Regions from separate parts of the Homo sapiens genome. Here regions 2 and 3 are each linked to region 1. A link is a loop called in an ENCODE intact Hi-C map of the cell type or tissue named here. Cell type or tissue: endothelial cell of umbilical vein. All regions are shown on one strand.

Region 1 (8,000 bases):
TACTAAAAATACAAAAATTAGCCAGGCATGGTGGCACATGCCTATAAACCCAGCTACTTGGGAAGTTGAGGCACAAGAATCGGTTGAACCCCAGCGACGGAGGCTGCAGTGAGCCAAGATCTTGCCACTGCACTCCAGCCTAGGTGACAATGGGAGACTCTGTCTCAAAAACAACAACAACAAAAAAAATTAAATTTTTAAAAAATTTAGAAGTGCAAGGGAAAATAACTTTAAGTTTTCTTGTTTTCACAGAAAATTTTTTAAAAAGGAAGGAAGGAAAGGGAAGGAAGAAAGGGAGGGAGGGAGATGTAGCTATGCTGGGATGCATAGTTGAAATGTTAAGTGATAATATGGATGTGTCCACTATGATTAAATTAAGATTATAGAGTCTATTTGTACAAAACAACTCAAAAGAACATACAGTATATAGTGTGTATTTGCATATGTTTTGATACTGTATATGTAATATATATTGTAAGAATGAAAAAGTATAATTTTTGTTTTTTATATATCATTTATAATTTTCTTGTTCCTGATGTCCATTTTTCCCTGAGTTGTTGCTCATGATAATCATGTTCCTATATTTTGTATTTGATGATGTTATTTGGTGATTAGCATGTCCTTCTGGTTCATCCATTTAGCCTATAAATTGCAAGTAGTGCTGCTTCAGTTGCACGCTGTCTTCTCCCTTGGCCTTCACTTTGGCCTCTGAAAACCCTTAAATATAACTAATTTATTAAAGAAACAACTGGCCTCTCCTGTATTTAATATTTAAGGGGATAGAGATTTAACTTCAGGGCACAAAAACTACACAAAATACTTAGCTAGGTTGTTATTATTTAAATGTTTCAATGAAATTTAATTTGTAATTTAGGACTTTTCCAATCTTTCCTACATTTTATAATATATTTAACCTAAGCAGCTAAAATCTGAGCATGAGAAAGAATCATTCATAAATACAGATGGTACAATGAAGAGCTCCACTGAACACTGCTGAAGCTCGTGAAGTTGAAAGCAGAGTGGCTGATTAGCCATACACATATTTTTACTAATCACAGAGCAAGCATATTTTGTTACTGCATAATCAGATGCCTTAGGTATATCAAATATACTTTTTCCACATGACCAAAGTAAGAATTTGCAAGAAAAGCAATCACCATTCAATTACATGCCTGTGATTATAAAATACTAAAACAAGTCAAATTTCTTTTTCTAATATCAAATTTGAACTTAACCATATTTTCCTAAGAGCAATTTTCTAGCATTGAAAACCACGACTAACCTTTTGTCAGAAAAAGTGTTTGAGGATATTCCTGATACTGTTAAAGCTTTTTCTTATATGTTCTGGGCATGTTCTCTCTTCCTGAAATATTTTGATAACTTATAGAAGTTGAATCTATATTTAAGAATAGTCACTGCCCTCCTGTAAATTCAAGAAACTCACGAGGGGACCTAGATTTTAAAAATCGTTTGTGCTTTTGAAATCTTAGTGAAACTAAGCGTTTTCAATCCATAAAAATTTTAACTAACACATAAAATTCATTCAAATCTCTTAAAACCTTAAAAATGATAGACTTCTATTTTGCCCATACAAAAGAAAGCAATAGTGAAATTTTAACTGATAAATATTAAGATGCTTTCTTCTTTAAGGATTGTAGTTTCAAATGTTTTTACACTAAAAACCAACTGACAGATCTTTTATGAATATTTGGAAAATCATCCTTCGCTTTTTTGCAGCCCAGAAAAGAAGCAAAAAGAATCATAATATGCATTTTATGTGGTGATATAAAAGAGTCCCATGGTAAGAGCAGACGGAAAATGGTATAGTTATTATTAATTTAGAAAAACAAAAGAGCAGCCCAGCATTTCAGTAATGTGGCAAGTTGTGTGCTCTTGAAGGAGAGAGGGTTTTATAATTGGATTTTAGAGTAATTTAGAAGACGAGATAAGATGTAATGGTTGAGTATTAGAGGTTAGAACTACAAGAGAAACCCATAATGTAAGGGTTCACTGCACTGGGGGACAACAGAACAAAGAGAAGCAGCGCCAACCGAAAACGGCCCCAGTGAGAAGCAACAAGGTGAGGCTTGCGATGGGGGTTCCCAGAGGGTGTCAGCAGGGACGCAGGCTCAGCCCCTGCAGCATACCGTAAGGAGCACAGGCTTTTCTCAGAATGCTTTTTCTTTAGTGACCTGTCACTGTCCCACCTCTCCTCCTCCCTACCTGCGAGTTCAGCTTGGCATTTCTTTCTTCCCTGCAGCCCAGCAGTCAGACCTGAGCATCTGCCATCCAGGCTTCCACCCTCAGCAGGCTGTCCTGGGGCTCCATCCAGGCTCCCCTGACACCACCCACACACCCACAGGTCCCCCCACATACACCCCCACACATACACACCCCACACACATAAACACCCACAGACACACACACACACACATACCCACATATACACACACCCCACAAACATAAACACCCACAGATACACACATACACACCCACATACACACACCCCACATACATACACACACTCCCTACACACTCCACTCACATACACACCCACATAAACACATACTTCCCCCATACACACACACAGCCACACACACATCATACACACACTCCCCCTACACACACATACACACCCACAGTCACATCCACACTTTCCCCACACACATACACATACCCCACACACATACACACCCACATATACACTCCATACACATACACACCCACCAACATACATACACACCACACACACATATACCCCCACATACATACACACACTCCCCACACATACCCGACTTACATACACACCCACATATACTTCTCCCATACACACATATACACACCCACATACACCCCTCCACACACACGTATAACTCCCCACACATACATACCCACATAAACACATACATATACATACTTCCCCAACACATATATGCACACCACACACACACCCCTCCACATGCACATACTCCCCCCACACCCATACACATCCAAAACCCCACACACATACACATCCAAATACACCCACACCCACATACACCTTACATACATACACACACTTCCCACACACACCCCACACACATACCCACATATACACACACCCACAGACACACACACCCACATCCACACACCCCACACACATACGCACATACATCCCCCCACACGTACCCACATACTTCCCCCCGACACATACACACCCACACACCCCACATACATACCCACATATACACACCCACATACACCCCCCCAAAACACAAACCCCACACACACATACCCCACACATATACCCACATACAGACACACATACTCATACATGCACTTACTCTCCTCACACACATATTCACCGTAAACACATACATACCCACACACCCATACACACATTTCCCCCACATATACACAACCCCATACACACACACTCCCTACCCACACACACATCCACACACCCACATTCCCCCACACACACCCATACACACACTCCCCACCACCCCACACACACATATTCACCCCCACACACACACTCCCCACCACCCCACACACATATTCACCCACACACGCTTCTAACACACCTACACACACGCTTTCCACACATATACACAGCACACTCACACCCATATCCCTCCACACACACATGCATACCACCCTACACAGAGAACCAGGGCCTAACCTCTCTATCTCTCTTCTATCCCCGCAAGGCTCAGCCTGTGCCCACTGGGAGACAGAGAAAAGAATCTGAAGAAGAGTAAAATCTGCCTCTACCCACCCCACCCCCAATTTTCATTCCAAGCCTTAGGCAGATAAATGTACTTTTCCACCTGTTCATTGGGGTCCCTGTCCAGATAATCCATCGCACAGGCTCCAGCTCTCAGGTGAAGGCCTCAGGTGAGAGGCTCTTTTTAGATTTAAGAATCCAAGCCTGGAGGGGAAACCCTGTTTCTAGAAAGGGAGAGCTGTGTTGCTGACGGGCGGTGGGAAGAGATGGGAACCTATGGGGTTGAATTCCTGCCCAGTCATCGGCGCTTGGCTACCCCCTGCTGGGCGGGAAGCTCTTGGCCTCAGACTCACACATTATGCTCAGGGTCAAGTCTATTCCCAAGGCTTGGGACAGAATCCACTTACTTCCTGTCAAATTGTTATCACACGTTCCCAACGTGAAGCTGGAGTGTGAAGTTACCTTCCAATCCCCAAGAGGTGTTTGTTAAAGAGTTTTTTTCCTCTGAGCCCTTTGTATGCCAGTTTAAGCAGAACAAATCTATTTATTTTTTGTGAGGATCAGTTTATTAAAAGCATGCACATAACTCAAATCGTATAGTAAAATGATGTTAGGCTTTGTTGAGCATGAAAAGTGTGCTCGCTCAAACCCCATTTCCAACCTTCCGTGCGTCATTTTCCCCTGAAGCAGAACATAGGTTATGTTAACAGGACCTCAGCCCAAAGGCCTAAAATCAGCTTAGCTCCCAGGCTTTCTCCAGCCATCTCTTCCCACAACCCACTCTTTCCACCTCTCAGGAAAACCCCAGCTACATGATGTAGAAAACTGGCAAATATAAGCGGACGGGGAACCGATTTTTAACCAGATCAAGTTTTCAAATATAGATTAACACGTTTTAATTGTCCTATAAACTATTATTCTTAAAGTCACTCTTAACAAAACCCAGACTTGGAGGAAGTTCTCTGCCATAACTGTAATGTGTATACACTATTAAGATAGTTATGAAACCTCAGACACATTTGGAAGACGTGGCTTAATAGTGCCTTTAATACAAAATAAAGTAAAATGTAAATAAAAAGGGATTAGTTGTTATAAGCTGTGACACAGCTGCAGCGACAGAAACTGAAGAAACATGTAAACAGAGAGTGCTTTTAGTCACTCAGTGACCCAAATGTCTTTTTCAGACTCTCACAATTCTAATTCTGACACACTCGTTCATTTCATTTATTTTGCAAACCAAGCAGAAATGAAACGGACCTTCAGATTAAGTAAACAGGGGCTTTACATATAGCCACTAAGCTGCCAGATAGACAACTTTTGGTTTACATGGAGTGTAAGGGTAAAGAAACAATGTCAAAACTGCATCCCTTCTTGCATTTATTGGCATGAAGTGAAAATCCAAATATATTCACCAACAAATTAATAAAGGGTGAACAGGCTGCTAACCTTGCATGGTGCGTTAAAGTGTCAGAGCACTTGAACTGCACATCATAGCACAGCCTCAGAAATAAACAAACATTTCTCTCTGTCAGAATGGGGTAAATAAATTAGGATTTGGCTAAATCTCTGGTTGTTTTGCTCCCATGTTGTGGCCTAGAATAAGCCCTACACTATTTCCAGCTGAAGTTGACTCTACTTGATACCTTAAGCAAATGAGAGAAAAGACAAGGGTGACAGTGTAGGAAGGAACTGACTTGAGATTTTCCTTTCTTATTAGTTAACAGAGTTGTCAGTGAGTGAGAATGCAGGATACAAATTAATGCTTTTTCAAAAGCCTTCACTCTAATCCTATTTTTTCCTTAATGATCCCTTTGTCAATTACTGTTGTCTGGGTGTAGCCTTATAATAGTCATGTTCAGATTGTTTACCAAGGTTGGGTGAAATGGCAGGATGAGGGTGGGGGGAGGGAGGAACAAAGAGATAAGCCTATCCCTGATAAGCCTAGGAAGCTCTTAACTGAATTCAAGTAACCCTGCCCCCTCCCTCAATGGGAGAAGCATGCCAGCCTTCCCACCAAGTTCTTCCAGATGATACTCAGTACTTTAATCTCTATGCCTGCTCAGCAAATTGAGTGATTTCTCTTCTCTAACTCTTGCTATCTGGTGACTCCAACCCCTTTTTTCTTTGAGCCATTTCCTTTTTCCGTTTTTCTTGAAAAGTTTTCTTAAATCCATACACATTAAACTAATAAAGAAAAATGGAATATAAATGCTATGGTTTGAATGCCCCCTCCAAAACTCATTTTGAGATTTAATTGCCATTGTAATAGTATGAAGAGGTGGGCCTTTAAGAAGTGATTAGGCCATGATGGCACTGCCTTCATGAAGGGGTTAATGCTGCTATCACAGGTCTGGGTTAGTTATTGCAGGAGTGGATTTCTGATTTAAAAAAAAAAAAAAAAGATGAGTTCAGCCAACTTCCCTCTCTGTCTCACATACACTCACAATATGATGCCATCTGCCTTAGGATGACCCTTCCCAGAAGCTGGTGTCATGTTCTTGGACTTCCCAGCCTCCAGAACCATGAGCCAAATAAGTTTCTTTTCTTCATAAATTACCCAGTCTGTGGTGTTCTGTTATAACAGCAGACACAGACTAAGACAACAAGCAAAAGTTAAATAGCAAAGTGATGATGGAAGATGAAGGACTCTGAAGAAGAGAAAAATCAATGGGATGACAGAACATTTAGGCAGCTTCAATAACAAGATGAAATGTGAATAATAGAAAACATTATTTGAGTGATTATTATGTATCAGACACCATTCCAAATATTTTTATGTTTATTATATCCTTTCATCCTCTTTATCACCCTATGAGATGACATTATTATCTCTACTTTAGAGGCAAAAATGTATTGAGGCCTGGAAAAGTTAGAATTCAATAGCTTATCAGTGGTACAGCTAAGATTTGACTTTTGACCAGGGACTTGTAAAACTATGCTATGCTAATAGAATAGGAAAATGGGTTAAGAAAAACAACAACAAAAACAAGCCAAACAACATTGCAAGCCAGCCTTTTTAACTGGGTGGGTTTCATTGTTATTCAACTGTGGAGTCACATTTGCAAACATTCTTAACCAGAAGAAACCGTGACTGCTCCATATCCCAAAGAATTCAGTATTACATAGTCCAGTATACATATTCATGGTCTCAAAAAATCCTGAGCTGCATATTAAAAGGTCCACGAGAGGCAAGTGAATTCAAATAACATAGGAAAGAAGCACATGCAGATGCAAAAGAACTATCCAAGTAAAAAGTCTGAACTTCTGTCATGTGATGTTTATACTCAAAATGGCCTAGATGAGAGGTAAAGGGTGGTTACATAATCAAGTGCCTACAACAGTAGCACTTTTAACAATTTTGGGGCCTGCAGCAAGAAATGAAGGCCCACATATTTTATGTTTTTATGTTTAAAAATATATATAGTCAAGCTAAAAAATGGTTAAAGTAAAATTCTATCCTCCTATGTAAATTAACAACTGAAAAGGACAATTTTTAACTTAAAATTCTTGGACTACTTCGAATGCTGTGTTAAAATATGGTAACGTGGAGTGAGTTGGTTTGTGTGTGGCCTCTGATCCCAAACCAAGTCAATCCCATGATCCCCATTTCTCTTCTGCCCTCTGGATGTATTCTGTAACTCAAACACCTCACTCATCTAACCTGTGCCCACAAGGCCTCCACTCCAAGTACCCCCTTGGCCACCACTCAAGTCTAGAAGAGTGCACACTGGCATCACAGTCTGTCTTCAGGAGAGACCCAGGGAGAACCATGTAAGCTTGGCATCCTCTGCTCAGGGACTTCCAGGAGCCTGGGTACCTGGAGCAGGATATAATGCTTTGACGCTTAAAGTGTAGTCCACAGCACCAGGGGTCTGTTAAAACTTCAGACTCTCAGACCCACGCTGGACCTACCCACTGAATTAGAATCTACACTTTGGCAGGATCCTCAGGTGTTTCATATAAGCACATTAAAGTTTGGGACGCACTGGGCCAAAAGGGATGGTGGCTGCTTGACAGGCAAGTCCACTTGTCCCCAAGAACTCCTCACCCTGTAGAGACAGCCATGGCTGGGTAAGGGCCAGGATGGAAACAACTAAAGAGTAGCACTAGGACAGGATCCCTTCTAGCTCAGGTTGGAAACTCAACAACAGATTTAATTACATTCAGGAGGGCAGTAGACCTAGTGTAAAAACATATGCTGACCCATGATGGGGACGTCAAGGGTGGCAGCCCTGCCTAACGGAGGCAGCCAGTGCCCAACTATAGCTTACTGTGGCCTGAGGCTATACTA
Region 2 (8,000 bases), 630 kb after region 1:
GAACACAGCTCCCAGAGGTCCCTGAGGAGTCCTGCTAATGGTGGGCGTGGCAGGCACCACAGAAGGCCTATAGGGAAAAACTTGGGGTCACGCAGACCTTTTTGTAGCTTTCAAATAACAAGTAAACAATGTCCGTCCCATGTCCCAGTGAAACTGAAAAAACAAAATAGCTGTGATTTTTCAGTAGGGCACGTCCTAGAGAAGAAGCTCTGCCGTTACAAGGTCGACACTCTCCTTCCCTCCCCTCTCCTTTACTGAAATGAAACTAAGAGAGATTTTTTTAAATGTATTAAGTGGTCCTCTACCATTCTCCAAGCAGAAGAGAAAGAGGGATGTTTCACGTCGGCCTTTGTTTCAGTCTGTTCAGGCTGCTACAGCAAAATACCATAGACTGGGTAGCTTCTACACAACAGAAATTTCTCATAGTTTTGGAGGCTGGAAGTCCAAGATCAAGGTGCCAGCATTTCTGGTGTCTATGAGGCCCATTTCCTGGTTCTCTCTGTGCCTTCACATGGTAGAAGGAGTGAGCTAGCACTCTGGGGTCTCTTTTATAAGGGGACTAATCCCATTCATGTGGGCTCTACCCTCAGGACCTAATTATCTCCCAATGGCCTCAGGACCTAATTATCTCCCAACGGGCCTCAGCACCTTATACCATTACATTGGGGGTTAAGATTTCAACATATGAATTTGAGAGAGACACAGACATTCACACCACAGCAATCTTTAAGCTAGAAGGCTTTTCAAACCAGATATCTCCACACTGAAAATTCTTGTTGCTTTGGGCTGGGCTCAGTTTTGTTTTGTTTGGATTTTCTCAAATCAAGAAAGGCCAAGCAGGAAAAGGTGAGCACACCTGCTCAGCTCTCCAGATCACAGGCAAGCATTTTTCCAGTCCATCCATCCCCAACCCCACACCACCCAACCAGTACACCTCTAATCAGCTCTGAGGGCGGGTGCTCTTCTCCACCTGCTAATAACTTCTGGTGGCTGAATGTAGGGTGGGCCCATGTACAGTATTTGGAAAACATAAGTGCTCAATAAATATTATGTAGCAGTAGTAACAGTAGTAGGAGTGGTATTTGTAAGGAGCCATTGAACTGCTAAGCTTCCCTGGAGCCCTCCAGCCTGCCCTATTAACAATGAGAATATGGGTAGGAATTGCTGCAATCCCTGGGAAACACAGTATTGAGAGCAGAGGACTTACTAAATCTGTAAGTAAATCACATGGTATTTGAGGATCCATAAAGTGTTACAGTTGATAAGTACCATGCTGGCCTCTGTCTGATGTGAAGCCAGTTAGGAATCAGAAGCCCCTGACCGGGTGCAGTGGCTCATGCCTGTAATCCCAGCATTTTGGGAAGCTAGGTAGGCAGATCATTTGAGGTTAGGAGTTCAAGACCAGCCTGGGCAACATGGCGAAACCCCGTCTCTACTAAAAACACAAAAATTAGCCAGGTGTGGTGGCGGGTGCCTGTAATCCCAGCTACTGGGGAGGCTGAGGCAGGAGAATCTCCTGAACCTGAGAGGCCAGTGTTGCAGTGAGCCAAGATGACACCACTGCACTCCAGCCTGGGTGACACAGTGAGACTCTGTCTCAAAGAATAAAAAATAACCAATGTCCCCACATAACTTTTACTTATATAGGTTATATCCATCATCTTTCCCATGTTAGAAATAAATAGGAAGAAATATTTTAAGTATTTATTTGAAAATAATAGGCCCATTCATATTAGTATATATAGCATTTTTATAAAAATAACTATATTTACCAAAATAAAATAAATTAGTGAGACTAGTAGGCCCATTCCCACCAGGAACCAGCAGCATGGACTCTCTAACCAGAAACCTAAAGCTAGGCCTGGTTTTCCTATTTGCCTTTTAGCCTGAAGATCATAAAGGTGTCTATCTTCTTACTTGATCATTTTTCCAGTTTATTTATTTTTTCTTCTTTCTGTTACAATTCCCCAGATCACCCCCCGCCCCCAAACAATACTATTAGCAATCCCTTAGTGAACCTTGCCTAAAATAGTACATGATTAAATAGATGGATGGATAGATAGGTGCTAGATAGATACATAGATAATAGATACATAGATGATAGGTGGAGAGAGATGATACACACATACATGCATACATATATGCATACATAGACAATAGGTTGATAAATTTATTTTTACCTAAATGGGGGCATGCTATGCATACTGGCCTGCCCCATTGCTTTTTATCCTTAACAATGTATCTTGGAGATTATGTCATAAGAGCACATGTAAATCCACCTCCCCTTTTCTCCCCCTAATTTACTTTGTGACTCATTCCCCTCCTTAGTGGAACTTCGCTAGATGAATTTCACTTACATCTTTCTCTCATACACTTCCCCTGCATCCTGATCTTCTTCCTTTTAAAGCTCATCGCACTCTGCGATGAGAAGCAGTCATGTGATGCTGACACTTGCTACATGCCAGGCAACATTTTAAGATTTTGTATTAACTCATTTAACCTTTGCAGTGATCCCATAAGGTAGATACCAGTAGGGTCTGTGACCTTCCAAGGGCCACACAGCTAGAAGTAACAGACTGGATTCAAACCCAGGCACTGTGGCACCAGAGTCCCTGCTTCTTGTCACTGTGCTATGCTTCCCTCAGTACTGCTCTGATGCAGTAAGTACTCGATGTCTTTCTCACCAGACCAGACGGTAAGGGGTTGTTGACATTGTCCACTATCAAATCCCCTAACAGGCGTTGCATAAATATTTGGAATTGAATGCCAGTAATGATACCACATTCTAGAGGCTCCCTACTATGGGTCACTGTGCTAAGCATTCCACATATATTATCTCACTTAACCCAGCAACTCCAGGAAATCCTTTACCCATAATTATCCAAATCTTACAGATGAGGAAAATGAAGAGGTATTATACCTAGTAAATTAGAGAGGCAGAGTTGAACCCAGGTCCATTTGAATTTAAAGCATGCACTTAACCTCTACACCAGACCAGCCACTCTCTCTGAGAGCCACCAACATCCTCCCCTCCTGGAATCCCACCTTCACAGGATGCTGAACACCCAGAACCAGCTCTAGAGCAAAAGCTCCTGCAGCAAACTTGCTACAGTTCCTACTATTCTAGAAAAAAAGGTGCCAAAGTTGTTATTATTATTAAAGAAGTGTCTCTCCCTACCCAGAGCTGCATTAGCACCCAAGGCAGTTAAATTGTAGTGCATCATAAGGCACCAAATATCATCTCAATTGTCACAACACATTCATGTGCTTGAAAAGTGAAAAGGGTACAAGCTTGCCACTCAGCCAGTCTTAGTACTTAATGTCTTGAAATTGGCGAAGAGAGGAAAATCCTAGAAAGACTTTCTTTGGGGTAAAGCTAACTGGCACACATTTACTGCAAATCCAATAGACTAGTTTCCCCATCTAACATAATTTATCTTGAAACACCACAGGTGGCCTATATTAAGAACAGCACTGGCCCTGCCACAGGACTGGCAACGCCACGGTCTCACACTGCCCTCTGCAGCCTGGCTGCAGTCTTCACAATGCTCCCTCAACCTGCCCAACTGTCACAGCTTGGGATGTCGTACACATACCTCCAGTCCTTCAGGTAGAATCACTACCTACCTTTAGTCTAGAGACCAAAAATAAAATACCACTTAACTTGGTGCTTACACAGGTACATTTACAGCCATGATTCTTCCCTCTAGGGCTGGTGTGTGTGAAAAGCACACCTTTGGGGGCTCATTCATAACACTCTTTTCCAATAAGAGGATTAAATTAGGAAGACATTTACCCAGATTGGTCTCATTTACTCACCCTAGTCTCTCCCTGAAGCCCCTTCTTTCTACAATACAGTATGCAACCCCTAAGGAGAAGGCAGGTGCCATCGAGGTCAAAAATACATTGGGTGAAGAGCAAAATAATCCAAAGGAAAGAAAGACAATGCTCTGCAGACTAAACCTATTATCCAAGAAGAAAAATCTTTAACAGATGTATATGCTGAAAGAAGACCAAATATCTGTCCTAAAACCCAAAATACATACATTCATGAAGACTGTTTTAAAATCTTTTATCTAGGATATATTTTAATATATTTGTATATATATGCAAATGTGTATATACATATGTTTATGTTGTGTATGTGTATATGTATGTGTACGTATATGTGTAGGTTTATGTGTGTATATGTATATATTCTCCTAGAAAACCTCTTAGGTTGGCTGGAAACGAGCTATCTTTGTATTTCGACATGCAAGAAAGGTAGTATGGGCCAGGTGTGGTGGCTCACACCAGTAATCCCAGCACTTTGGGAGGCCGAGGCAGGCAGATCACTTGAAGTCAGGAGTTTGAGACTAGCATGGCCAACATGGTGGAACACCATCTCTACTAAAAATACAAAAATTAGCTCGGTGTGGTGGCAGGCGCCTGAAATCCCAGCTACTTGGGAGGCTGAAGCAGGAAAATGGCTTGAACCCTGGAGGTGGAGGTTGCAGAGTGACAAGATCATGCCACTGAGCTCCAGCCTGGGCAACAGAGTGAGACTCCATCTCAAAACAAACAAACACACACACACACACACACACACACGCACAAAGATAGCATAAACCTTCTTGGCAAACTTACCACCAACATGCCAGATATTCTTATAAATGTCCTATCCTCCATACCACCCTCACTCTCCACAGACACAGACACACACACACCCCTTGTACATGCCTGCATTGCATTCTGCAAGGCCGTCTGTGAGAGAGCTTTTCTGGGAAACCACCTTTAAACCACAGGCAAACAACCAGTTCCACACCATTCCATGTCAGGTTGTCAGGCACTTTCTTAACTGAGCTTTTAATCCAAAGTTGTTTTTTTTTTTCTTTTTTCACTACAAAGTTAGAAGAAAAACAAATGAGAGTCTGCTGGGGGTTGGGAGGAGATCTTCACCTGGAAGAAGAGAGAAGACAATGCCCAAGTTTGCAACCTTCAGGGATGGGGTCAAAAGGGGCCTATGAAAGGGTGGGAAATATTCCAGAGTTGCGGATCAAGGGAGGGCTCCCGTCAGTATCCAAGGCTCTTCAATCTCTGTCCAAAACCAATGTCTCATCCTCTCAAGCTTTCAAGCTCCAACCCAGGTCTCCCCAGCACAGCTACACTGTTTCCTGGACTCCTCTCCCTTCTCTAGCATCCACTTGTGCATTCCCCAGCCCTTCCTGTCCTTCAAGATGTAGCCAAAACCCCTCTTTAGTGAAGATTTGGGTGACCACTCCAGCAAGATCTGTTCTGCCTGCGGGCAGTCCTTGTTTGCCTTTTGCTGCACCCATGGAGATCGCACTGTCTAGGGAGCTCTCATAGGCATGCCCTTCATCTCACTAACTAGACTGCATGTTGCCTGAGGCTGGGCATTGGGTACTTCACGTGCTGACTGCTTGGTTCCCTGGCTCATGCTGGCTGGGTCAGCCGGGGCTCCACGGAGCAGCCGCAGATCTACTCTGAGTAGCGATCATCATGTCCAGCACAATTCCAGGCATTTTCTGGGCACTTGGTACACTTTAATTAAATGAATGAACAAAACAAAACACTGGCAGGAAAAAAAACGGAGAGTGACTGCCTGAGGTCCAATATGCTAGGAAATATGTCAGTCCACTGATAAACTCCAGCTACTCAGCAAAGGGAAAAGATACTGAGAGGCCAATTTAAAATGATTTGATAGCTTTGCCCATTGCTCCTTATTGTACAATCACAGTCATAAAGTTAGTCCAATCGTTTGTAATCTAAACACACACATGCACACACAATCACTCCATTGGCAGAAACAGATCTGTCTGGAGTTTCCAAAATGTCAGTACCTCCCCACGTTACCAGAATCTTCAAAGCTCCCAAGGGAGAGGCATTGGAGAAAGGATGTTTTTTCAGAGTCAGATCTTTTAGTAGGACAATACCACCCAGTAGGTTAAGAGAGGGCACGATTTACAATTTATTCCAAATAATGAAGTCTGTGCCCTTTGTTTCCCAATAGGAAAGCCTTCCTCTGATTCTAAGGACATTCCACTCTCACCTTCCAATGTTCCCCTTTCTATTCCGATTTAAAAGCAAATAAACAAATAGAAGCAAAGAAAAGAAAGGAAAAATAAAAGACCACTAATAGCCCATGATGTCCAGCCAGGTTTTCCAAACATCCTCTGGAGAGCGTCCATTTTAGGGACGAGATTCTAGTTTGCCTCAGCTCTTCAGCATTCACGCTACCTTTAGAGGGAAAGTCCTAGGACACAGGTGAGAAGGTATGGGGCCTTTCAGGGTTTTCTTGGATTTCTGTTTTAATTTTGTCAAAGAAGACCAAAGAGCCCTGGAAATTTTACCCTCTGCCTCCCATTAACCACACATATTTATCCAGAGCTGCAGGAGGAGCCGTTCTATTCATTTTGCCCTTTGGGTCAATTGATGGATATGGTCACCCAAGGTCTTAGATTAAAGCATCGTGTCAGATCATCCAAACTGTCCAGCACTTGGAGCAGCTGCAATAAGCTACTTTTTAGAGTGTCAATAATTTAAAGGGGAAAAATGTTTTTCAGAGAGATTCCATTGCTTCAGAATCATAAATGGAATTATACCATGTTTCAACCTGACAGCCCCACATGTCAGCAGGAGAGAACAGCTAAAACTTTTGTCAACATCCAAATCCATTATTTTATTATTAAGCTACATGGATTTGCACCTCACCAAGGGATATCTATTCCCAATTCCATTTGTTCTAGGCTGTATTAGTAACCAAGTTAGCACATTCAGAAAGAAAGAGAGAAAGACAAAGAGACCGAGACAGAGAGAGTGAGGAAGGAAGGAAGGAAGGAAGGAAGGAAGGAAGGAAGGAAGGAAAGAAGGAAGGAAGGGAGGGAGGGAGGAAGGGAGGGAGGGAGGGAGGGAGGGAGGGAGGGAGGAGGGAAAGAAAGAGGGGAGAGAGATTTATTACAAGAATTCTTGTAGGGTGGGGTGTCTCTCCAAATTCAAAGCCAAAAATATGCAGCCAGACTTGAGAAATGGCTGAATGACTGAAACTACGGGAAGGAAAATAATTAGAAACCCAGGAAACAATTTTTCTGCTGCATTCTCTCTCCCTCCCTCCCTCTCTTTCCCTCCCTCTCTCCCTTTCTTTCTCTCTCTTCCTTTCTCTTTCTTGCCTTTCTCCCTTTCTCTCTCCTCTCTCCCTTTTCTCTCTCTCCTGTCTCCTTCTCTCCCTTTCTCTCTCCTTTCCTCTCTCCCCCCACCTCTTCCTCTCCTCCACCTCCCCATTCTCCCACCTCTCTTCCTCTATCTCTATGACAGCACATGGCTCAGTCTGTTCCAAGTGTCCACACATGGTCCCATCAGACATGGGTTGGAGAGTGGGGTCACAGTCATGTGCCCAAACACGGCCATTACTCTCACAGATTGAGAAGTTCTGGCCATCGAACTGAGCAGACTTCTGAAAAGATACTGACCACATTAACAATTTCAAGCTATTGGAGGATGAGGACATAGTATATAAATTAGAAATTACTCTACAACTAAGGGTATCTTACCCATATCTAGACCATGGCAATTAGGAATTTATTCAATGTATTACACATTGAAACATTATAATGGTGACTACAAGTTGCATTTAACATATGAATATATCCCAGAATCAGCCTTATAAGAAGGAGCAGGTAATATTTGTGTGGAGATATTTGAGGGAGCCCATGAACGGGAAAGGATTGTCCTGAACAAATAAGAAGGGCTAGAGGGGAGTGAAAGTGCGAAGAAACCACTATAAAAGGAGGTAACCGTCATAGTCTGAAAAGTAAGCTACTTTATTTTAAAATCCTTCTGGGAAACTACCATGCTATTATGTGTCAAAAAGCCGTAAGTAATCATAGCCTGCAGATTTATCTCAATATTTCTCCAAAAAGGAAATAATGTATGGTATGAAGATATTCATTGTAGTATTTTATGATAATGAAAAATCCTAAACATTCTGAGTACCCAAGGATAAG
Region 3 (8,000 bases), 260 kb after region 1:
AATGGCAGTTAAAAAAGCCAATGTATAACTTCAAAATAATCATTTCAAAGTAATTATTCAGAACGTACAGAGTAGCTTAAAGAAAAACAACAAGCTGACAACACACCTTATAGTATTCACTGGCTTTAAAACCTGTGCTTGTAATTGAAAGTGAGATTAGCAGAAGTGACTGAATCCATGCTAGGGGAGATGTGGTTGGGACGTAGACGTCATCCCTATGTTCCACTCAACTGATTAAAAATTTCTTGATCACCCCTCACACTCTTCATTCCATTCTCTCAAAATCAGATTTGTGGACTAAACCATGAAATAAATTACCTTTTCCTAATGTTCTTTAATAAAAGTGGAACCATGTACTGCTCAATACATAAGCCAGTAAGAGAGGATCCATATGAAACTAAGCACTTTTAGCCCTTGTTAAGAATAAGAGCTGGTGATGAGCTGGTGATATTTCTCACAATAATGTACTAAGAAAGAAAAAGTAGCCAGGGGCCAGCTACAATCCAGATTCCTAGGATCCATGCTCAGAGATGCTGACTCCGTGGATCCTGGGTGGACCCAGAGCACCATACCTTTACAAACAGGCTCTCAGCTGATCATGATGACAATATCTGTGGCCTGAATTTTGAGAACCAGAGAAGACCGTGCTTCCATGAAAGGGTTATTGCTGGATCCACATCACTGTACTTGAGTCCAAGAACTCAATTTCTCCTACCTCCCACTTCATCCCAAGACACATGAGCACATCTGAATATGATTTCCTTGTTGCATTGAAAAGTTCTAAAGTCTAGAGAGAAGTGACTTGTTTCAAGTCATGAGCAGAAAGGGGCAGAGCCAACTAGGGAATCCAAACCTCTATACAAAGCAACAGACATCACTCTTTGGTGGGAGGTCTTTTTGCACTGAATTCTCCAAAGGCACGTGCCAAATTCATGAGCGAGGCAAAAAGTGACAGTGGGTGTCAACTCTTCAGTCCTTTTTGTTGCTCTCTTTTCATTCTGAGCCTGCTCACTGCTCCTCAGTCCAGAGCCCACTTTAAGGAGCTCCTTGGCTCTCCAGGCAAGCCACTCCTCCTCACCATCTCCTCACCATTTGATGTCTCTTTCTCAGCAGAGGTCCCTGGAGAGCTGCTATACTGTATTTATTTCCAAAGTCTAACTGTGACACTAAGAGTCCCTAATGTGGCTACACTGATGTCAACAAAGGGAAAAATCAAGTACCTGAAGGCATTCACAGCACAGCTGCCGCATCGGGGGGGACCTTCCTAGCTTCTCGGGTACAGTTGTGCAGCTTCTACCTTTTATTTCATGTAAACACAACTAAACTGGCTCTCCCCACCAACACCCATCAGATATCCCACAATCAAAGAACTGCCTACAGGCAGCAAAGAAGAATCACTAACTGGAGGATTTTTTGTTATTATGTTTTTAATTCACTTGGGGAATGATCCTGAATTTTTTTTTTCCTCTGCAAGTGATAGGTAGCCATCTTGCTGTATTTCTGTCCAAGCCCTGTTCTTGCTGACCCAGAATGTTAATGAAATAAAGGCAACTCAGAAACAGTGTTCTAGGGTGTGGCTAGGAACAAGGGTTTTAAAAATGTTTTAATCTAGTGTAAAAGGCAGTTCCAGTACTTTCATTATAGTAAGATGAAAAGGGTATCACGTTTTCTACTTTTTTTTTTTTTTTTTTTTTTTTTTCCAGAAGGAGTCTCGCTCTGTCGCCCAGGCTGCAGTGCAGTGGCGCCATCTTGGCTCACTGCAAGCTCCGCCTCCCGAGTTCAAGCAATTCTCCTGCCTCAGCCTCCGGAGTAGCTGGGACTACAGGCGGCCGCCACCATGCCCGGCTAATTTTTTGTATTTTTTAGTAGAGACGGGGTTTCACTGTGTTAGCCAGGATGATCTCGATCTCCTGACCTCATGATCTGCCCGCCTCGGCCTCCCAAAGTGCTGGGATTACAGGCATGAGCCACCGCACCCAGCCCACGTTTTCTCCTTCTGCATCATTTCTCGGCTGAGGTGCTTACAGCTCTCTACAAATTCTCATTGTATACCCAAGTGAGAAAGAAACTCTTCATTTCCCCTTCTCTGGGCAGTACTTCTTAAGCAAGCTACATTGAAGACTTAGCAATTATTTGCATAATTAGAAAATTTGGTACCCATTCAATTTGATCAATATATCCATTTTTCAAAATAACCAAGGAATTGCCAAATCTCCATCCAACTTTTTGTTTGACATGGCTTTGCAGAAGAATATAAAACGAAGGGGGTGTGTGCATGTGTGTGGGCATATGTGTGTGTATACAAGGCCGAACTACCGAAGAGATTTGCCCAAGGTCATAGAATAGTTCCTTGCCATTTCCTTTATTGTCTGTCCTCAAATTCTTTTTTAGTAGAAAGCAAAGGAAGAGAAATGACGCTGGCTTCTAAATTTCATTATAAAAGCTTCCATTTAAAACAAAATGTATTGCATATGATAATTGCAACCAGAGCTGGTGAAGGCAGTGGTTTTCAGCCTGGTAAGAATTGTGGGACTGCTCTTAAACATGCTGACTTCAATGAACCCCTGGTCCTCTAACTAGGCTGTGAATAATAGGACATTAAAAAATAGTTATGTGGCACAAAACACAAACACATTTAATGTTTATTATTTTGGTTAACAAAATGCACATTTATTTGAAAATAAATTCTATTCATTTTTTAAATTCTTTTGTTCTTTCCACTTTTATTCTGTTTTTTATTCTACCCAGGTAACTTCCAGAACGTACATACCTTTCTTAACCAAAAAAAATTATGGTACTAGTTCTGTGTTATCATAGTAGAGTGCTCTCTGTTTTCTCTGAAGTCCAAGTTTGAATTGGTAAACACAAAGCTGTTTGGAAAAACAAAAATACAACTGTTAATTAAAACCTGTCCTCCTCACCCCCAAATAACAAGCTGTTGAATTCAAATGTTGTTTTCTTATGTTGCTGTTGTTTCATACCTGCTTGTGGGTGTAAACACAGCATCTGTCCCTTCTTGATAGGTGTCAAGGAGTTCAGGGGACTTCTGTTATGACAATGAAGATGAATGACACTTACCAAAATTTTCCCATTCCAAGCCTGGTACCAACCACTTTACACCTATTAATTTATGTCATCCTGCCTGAGAAGACAGAAATTATTAGCTCCTTCTTACAAGTGAGAAATTAGCCTTGCGAAGGTCAAGGGCTTGCCCAAGTTCACCTTGGCTGGGTAGTAGAGGAAGCACCAAAAGTCCAGCATCCAGATTACCTCTTCCATGCTGCACTGTCTCGTGGGCAAAGCAGTTACTTTTGATTCACATTGAGGTTGCGAGCATCCTAATAGTCTTCTTCCGTCACTAACATGAATTTAACAGAGGATATTTGGCAAATTCTATTAAAAATGTGTAATTCTCCATTAAAATATTCAAATTATATTTAAAATCCATTTTACCCACACCCATGAAATTCGTAGAAAATATCCGGTTACTGAGGAGCTATTAGTTAGCTCTCTGAACTTTAATTACTCCCAGGACTGTGATTTGCATGGACAAATCAAAAAACACAATGGAGAACAAAGAAGAGGTTCAGCAAAGAAATGAGATAGTTTTCTCACCCTTTCCCCTTATTTGTCCTTTGCTACAGGTCTTGCATTATCAAACAAAGGCATGCATCACGTGCAAAGAATAGAAAACAAGAGAGATGAAATGGGCATCTTTCTGGAAACGTTGTTTGCGAGCCTAGCTTTGAAATTTACACCTCCAGGTTGATCCTTCACTTGCCAGTACACATGTCTGAAACCAATACTCTAAGAAGAATACTGAACAGCATGAATATGTCTTCTGGATTTCCTTCCTTGGCAATGAGATGCTATTCTTGGGATAGATCATCCAGCCTTGAGTTTTTCTGCTAATCCACTCAGGAGCCAGCCTTTGGGCTCTGAAATAGATCTGCTCCTTCTCTATCAACAATATGCACATACTGTGCACCAAAAGTCTTGGAGCACAGTACGGAGCCTGAGACTTCTTCAGGAGCTACGAATAAGGGAGTTCTTCCTGTTAAACTCATTACATTTACAAAGGCCCACCCGTCGTTTTTCCTAAAATAATTTCCTTTTATGAATGTAGAGTTGAAATGTTACACTAACAATTCCCATACTTGTTCCAAGATTTTTCACAGACTTGCCATACCTAAACAACTTTCTCCTTACAGCTTCAAAGATAGGACTAAATATATCATCCCTATTTAACAATCTTAAAATTTGAAAAATTTTTAAAAGAGGGAATCGTCTTCCCCTAATAAGAAGAGGCATACTGACCATAATTCCTCAATTACTTTTACTTTCTAATCCAAATGAACATATAGATGAAAGGTGTTTTTCAAAATGCAGAGTAGGTGCAAAATCTTTCATCAGAGGTGAAGTATTTGATATGTCCTTGGTCATGAAAGAAATCCTCAAAATTAAGATTTATTTTTACATTTCATCTTTTTATAGCCAACTGTCCACATAACCACCAGAAAAAAATACCATGATGGATTTTTTTTTAATTTAATGAAGGTAACTGATCTTTTTAGAGTTTTTCTGATAGGCACAGAACCTATTAAAATATGCATATTTTATATATATACATACCTGTGTGTGTGTGAGCACACGCACGTGTGTGTGCGCCTGTGTGCCTGGGTGTGTATGTGTGTGGATACATCTTCAGCTCAAGTAGCAACAGTGACCTCTAGTGTGTCTTTTAAATTTTCTCCCTCTACAACTTTAACTCATTGTTTCTTTAACCTCTAGGGCATTATTTAAGCAAAATGTTACAGTTCATATTTGGTCTAATTTCTGTATTGACTCTATATGCTGACAACTTATTCTTGAGAAATCTTCTTTGATCTTGGTAATGTATGATAAAATAATTGTGCCTTCATTAATGACTGTAATTATAGTACATAAAGCTGTCATTTAAATGAATAATCACCCCCCCCCCACCCCTCAAAAAAGGTTGGCTTCATTTGCAAAATGAATTTAACTTCAGCTGAATAACTCTTTGAGCTATAAGCCAGGAGCATCCACATGCAGTCATGTATTGTTTGCAAGAGTGCTCGTTTCTCATTGATGAGGTCCCCTCCCCCGTTCTTTTTAACTAAAATTAAGAGAGAATCAAAGAATCCGTCGGGCAAAACATTTTTTTTCAGTTTTGGGGGTTTTGCCTTAGACGTGTGCTGATGTCAGGACAGAGTCCACAAGAATGAAGTGGCCTGGCTCTGGCAGCTTGTGTCAGCACTTTCATTCCAAGTTCCTCTTTTCAGGAGTTTATAACATTGCAATAAAATTTATTATGGGCTGGGACTTGGCATACAGGAGCCTGGGCTAACACCGTAAAGTAGTTTGGAGATTTTTTTCTTTTCTTTTTTTTTTTCCAAGCAAATGTTCAAATCTGTTGGGTCCTGTTTCCCTTTTTAGGGAGTTCAAAATAAAAGCCTGCTCTCATCTGGTCACATGGCCTTGGTTTCTCCTGGTTTTGCTTTCCCTGTGGGCTGTTAGAGGAGAACTGAAAAGGGTCCCCTACCTACGCTATGGTAAACTCTTTTAGGATGAGTTGGAAACAAACAAACAAAAGTAATAAAGAAGTAAATGTTTCCTGTAAATGAAAAAGGCCCTTAAAATTGTAGTTGTTGGAAAAGAGCCTCCAGGGTAGGCGAGGGAAACATGAAAAGGTATTCAAGACTGTTTTCTATAATTGGGTGATCTTCTATGCCCCCCAACAGCTGGGCTTGTTGGCAAACAAGAAGCTGTATGTGGAAAACATGCTCCAATCTGTGTAAACGAAGCAAGCCATGAAAATTAGCATCATCCCCAGGTTAAAAAACAAAATAAAACATGCAGAACACAGACCCCTAGAGAATCAGGTGGGAGGATGTGAGTATGTGGTTATGAGTATGTGCAAGCAGATCTGTTTGATACCGTGGCATATAGAAAATATACACTATACATTTACATTTAATGTATACCTTGTCATGCCTCCCTTGCTTTGTCTTCTTGTTATTGCCCACAAGAATCTATGTCTCAACGACAATTCCGAGATGACCCCCATCCAGAAAAAGAACAAACAATTGAATCAGAAAAATGATTAATCCCATGGAAGGAAATTAATTAGGGGTGTACATAGCTCAATAAGGAATGTCAGAGTTAGAAGGAACTTAGAGTATTGCTTGACCAACCGCTCTTGTATTTTCATTTGCAAGTGAATAAGGTCGCGAATGTCAGCTTTTCCACATCAGAGCTGATATTCAACTAGAACACACAGTATATCTTTACAGGTGGTTAATGGGCAGCATGTGTTCTAATTGGACAGTGCCCAGCCTGGTTGATGTTTTTGGATACTTTCGAATATCACTGCTATCTGTGGTCACACACTGAGTTTGTGGCGATAAGCTATATCCTGGGTTTCTCTGCCAATCATCAGAAATTGTACAGGCTCCAAAATTTTTAACTTGATAGATCTACCGCAAACACTTTCTTAAACGGCCCCCACTTAACTGCTTTGCCAGATCAGACCCACCTGATTAGCAAATGCTCTCTGTTCACTGCATAAAACCCTCCACAGGATGAATGCTAGTGTCTTCTCATTGAGGACCAATGGTATCTACAGTTTGTCCCTAAACCTCCTTAAGTCATTGTACTTTTTTTTTTTTTTCGAGATGGAGTCTCGCACTGTTGCCCAAGCTGAAGTGCAGTGGCGTGATCTCGGCTCCCTGCAACCTCTGCCTCCTGGGTTCAAGTGATTCTTCTGCCTCAGCCTCCCGAGTAGCTGGGACTACAGGTGTGTACCACCACAATGGGCTAATTTTTGTATTTTTAGTAGAGACGGGGTATCACCATATTGGCCAAGCTGGTCTCAAACTCCTGACCTCGTGATCCACCCGCCTTGGCCTCCCAAAGTGCTGGAATTACAGGCATGAGCCACTGCACCTGGCCATCATTGTACTTTTTATTATAATTATGTCATTTAATAAAATATGAAGCTATGAATGTATTTTCATGAATCTATGAAAATTTAGCCAAGCACATTGAAAGACTTAATATAGTTGATTTTTGTTTAAAGTAGGATTGTTAAAAAAAAAAAAAAAAAGTAGGCTGTTGAAATGGGGTGGGCCAGACAACTGTGAACAATTGGAAAAAGCTGCAAAACAATGTGGACATTCTTTTGGCAGTCAAAGTGCTTTGCAAGTATCATATTTTTTTCAGAGAAATTTCCAAACTGGAAATTGTAGAAATATATTATGGATATGGTTTATATAAGAAAGATGCTGTGGAATTCCAGAGGACCCAGACAGGAGGAAGGACCCTCACCCCTGCATCAACAGCTGCAAAATGGACGTGCATTAAAATAAATGTTTAAGTGTAATATCATTTTAAATCATTCCCCACTTGAACAAACTTTGGATTAACTGATTAACAAGTGGTCTCATCATGTCTGAGTAGAGGGCTCTTCCACTAACTCTTTTAGCTCTGTTGTCTTGAGAGGATTCCAGAAAAGAACTTGTGGTTTTAAGCTCTGGGAGCAGGTAGGGGGTTTGGTATGAGTGGAGGAGGGAAGCAATGGAAGGTGGTAAAGATTTTGAAGAGGAAAAGCACGGTAAGGTGGAATAGGTCCCTTACAAATGATCTAGATATAGAAGGCACTGGCAAAGACTAGACATTGGATGAGAGCAAATCCAAATATGAATGATTATTCAGAATGGCTCACTTGGAGAATAAATGGGTTGTGTTGTCCTTAACAGTAATTAGTATAAGCACGCACACAGATTATTTACAGTCTATCGGCTCCTACCTCACCCCAACTACCAGATATTTATGGACAGTAAAATGCAGACACTTTTGTGCAGGTTTCTTACAAGGTTGTTTTATGTCTTCCTCTCATCTGCGTTTGCAGATGCTGGACTGTTGTATGTGTCAGATTTACCAGAATCATATTCTTCCCAGTCATTAATTCAGCGAAGTCT

Evidence for each region. Hi-C counts contacts between places; a loop is a spot of excess contacts. Peaks named below come from ENCODE experiments on the same cell type or tissue, not always from the same donor. Only the 100,000 strongest peaks of a DNase experiment are listed, where the experiment ranks them.
Region 2: it touches region 1 in a loop (7-fold over the local background); 3 of 110 quality-filtered maps call a loop at or near these places.
Region 3: it touches region 1 in a loop (4-fold over the local background); 4 of 110 quality-filtered maps call a loop at or near these places.

Annotation. Positions count from the first base shown.
Region 1 is chr2:67,211,416-67,219,415 of GRCh38, forward strand. All of the region lies in intron 1 of LINC01828 (long intergenic non-protein coding RNA 1828), which reads left to right. LINC01829 (long intergenic non-protein coding RNA 1829) reads right to left here and starts at 3,904. Exons shown (of 8, transcript NR_038844.1): 1 at 3,813-3,904. It overlaps LOC101927661 (a long non-coding RNA gene), which reads left to right and starts at 1,993. Exons shown (of 4, transcript NR_110568.1): 1 at 1,993-2,080. In endothelial cell of umbilical vein, a CTCF peak has its summit at 4,036 (motif pointing left); a DNase peak (open chromatin) is centred at 4,026.
Region 2 is chr2:67,837,147-67,845,146 of GRCh38, forward strand. No RefSeq gene overlaps it. Among named protein-coding and RNA genes, the nearest start is that of LINC01812, 16 kb to the left of the region's middle. In endothelial cell of umbilical vein, a CTCF peak has its summit at 3,539 (motif pointing left); DNase peaks (open chromatin) are centred at 3,505 and 5,615.
Region 3 is chr2:67,472,283-67,480,282 of GRCh38, forward strand. No RefSeq gene overlaps it. Among named protein-coding and RNA genes, the nearest start is that of ETAA1, 79 kb to the left of the region's middle. In endothelial cell of umbilical vein, a CTCF peak has its summit at 4,728 (motif pointing left); a DNase peak (open chromatin) is centred at 4,739.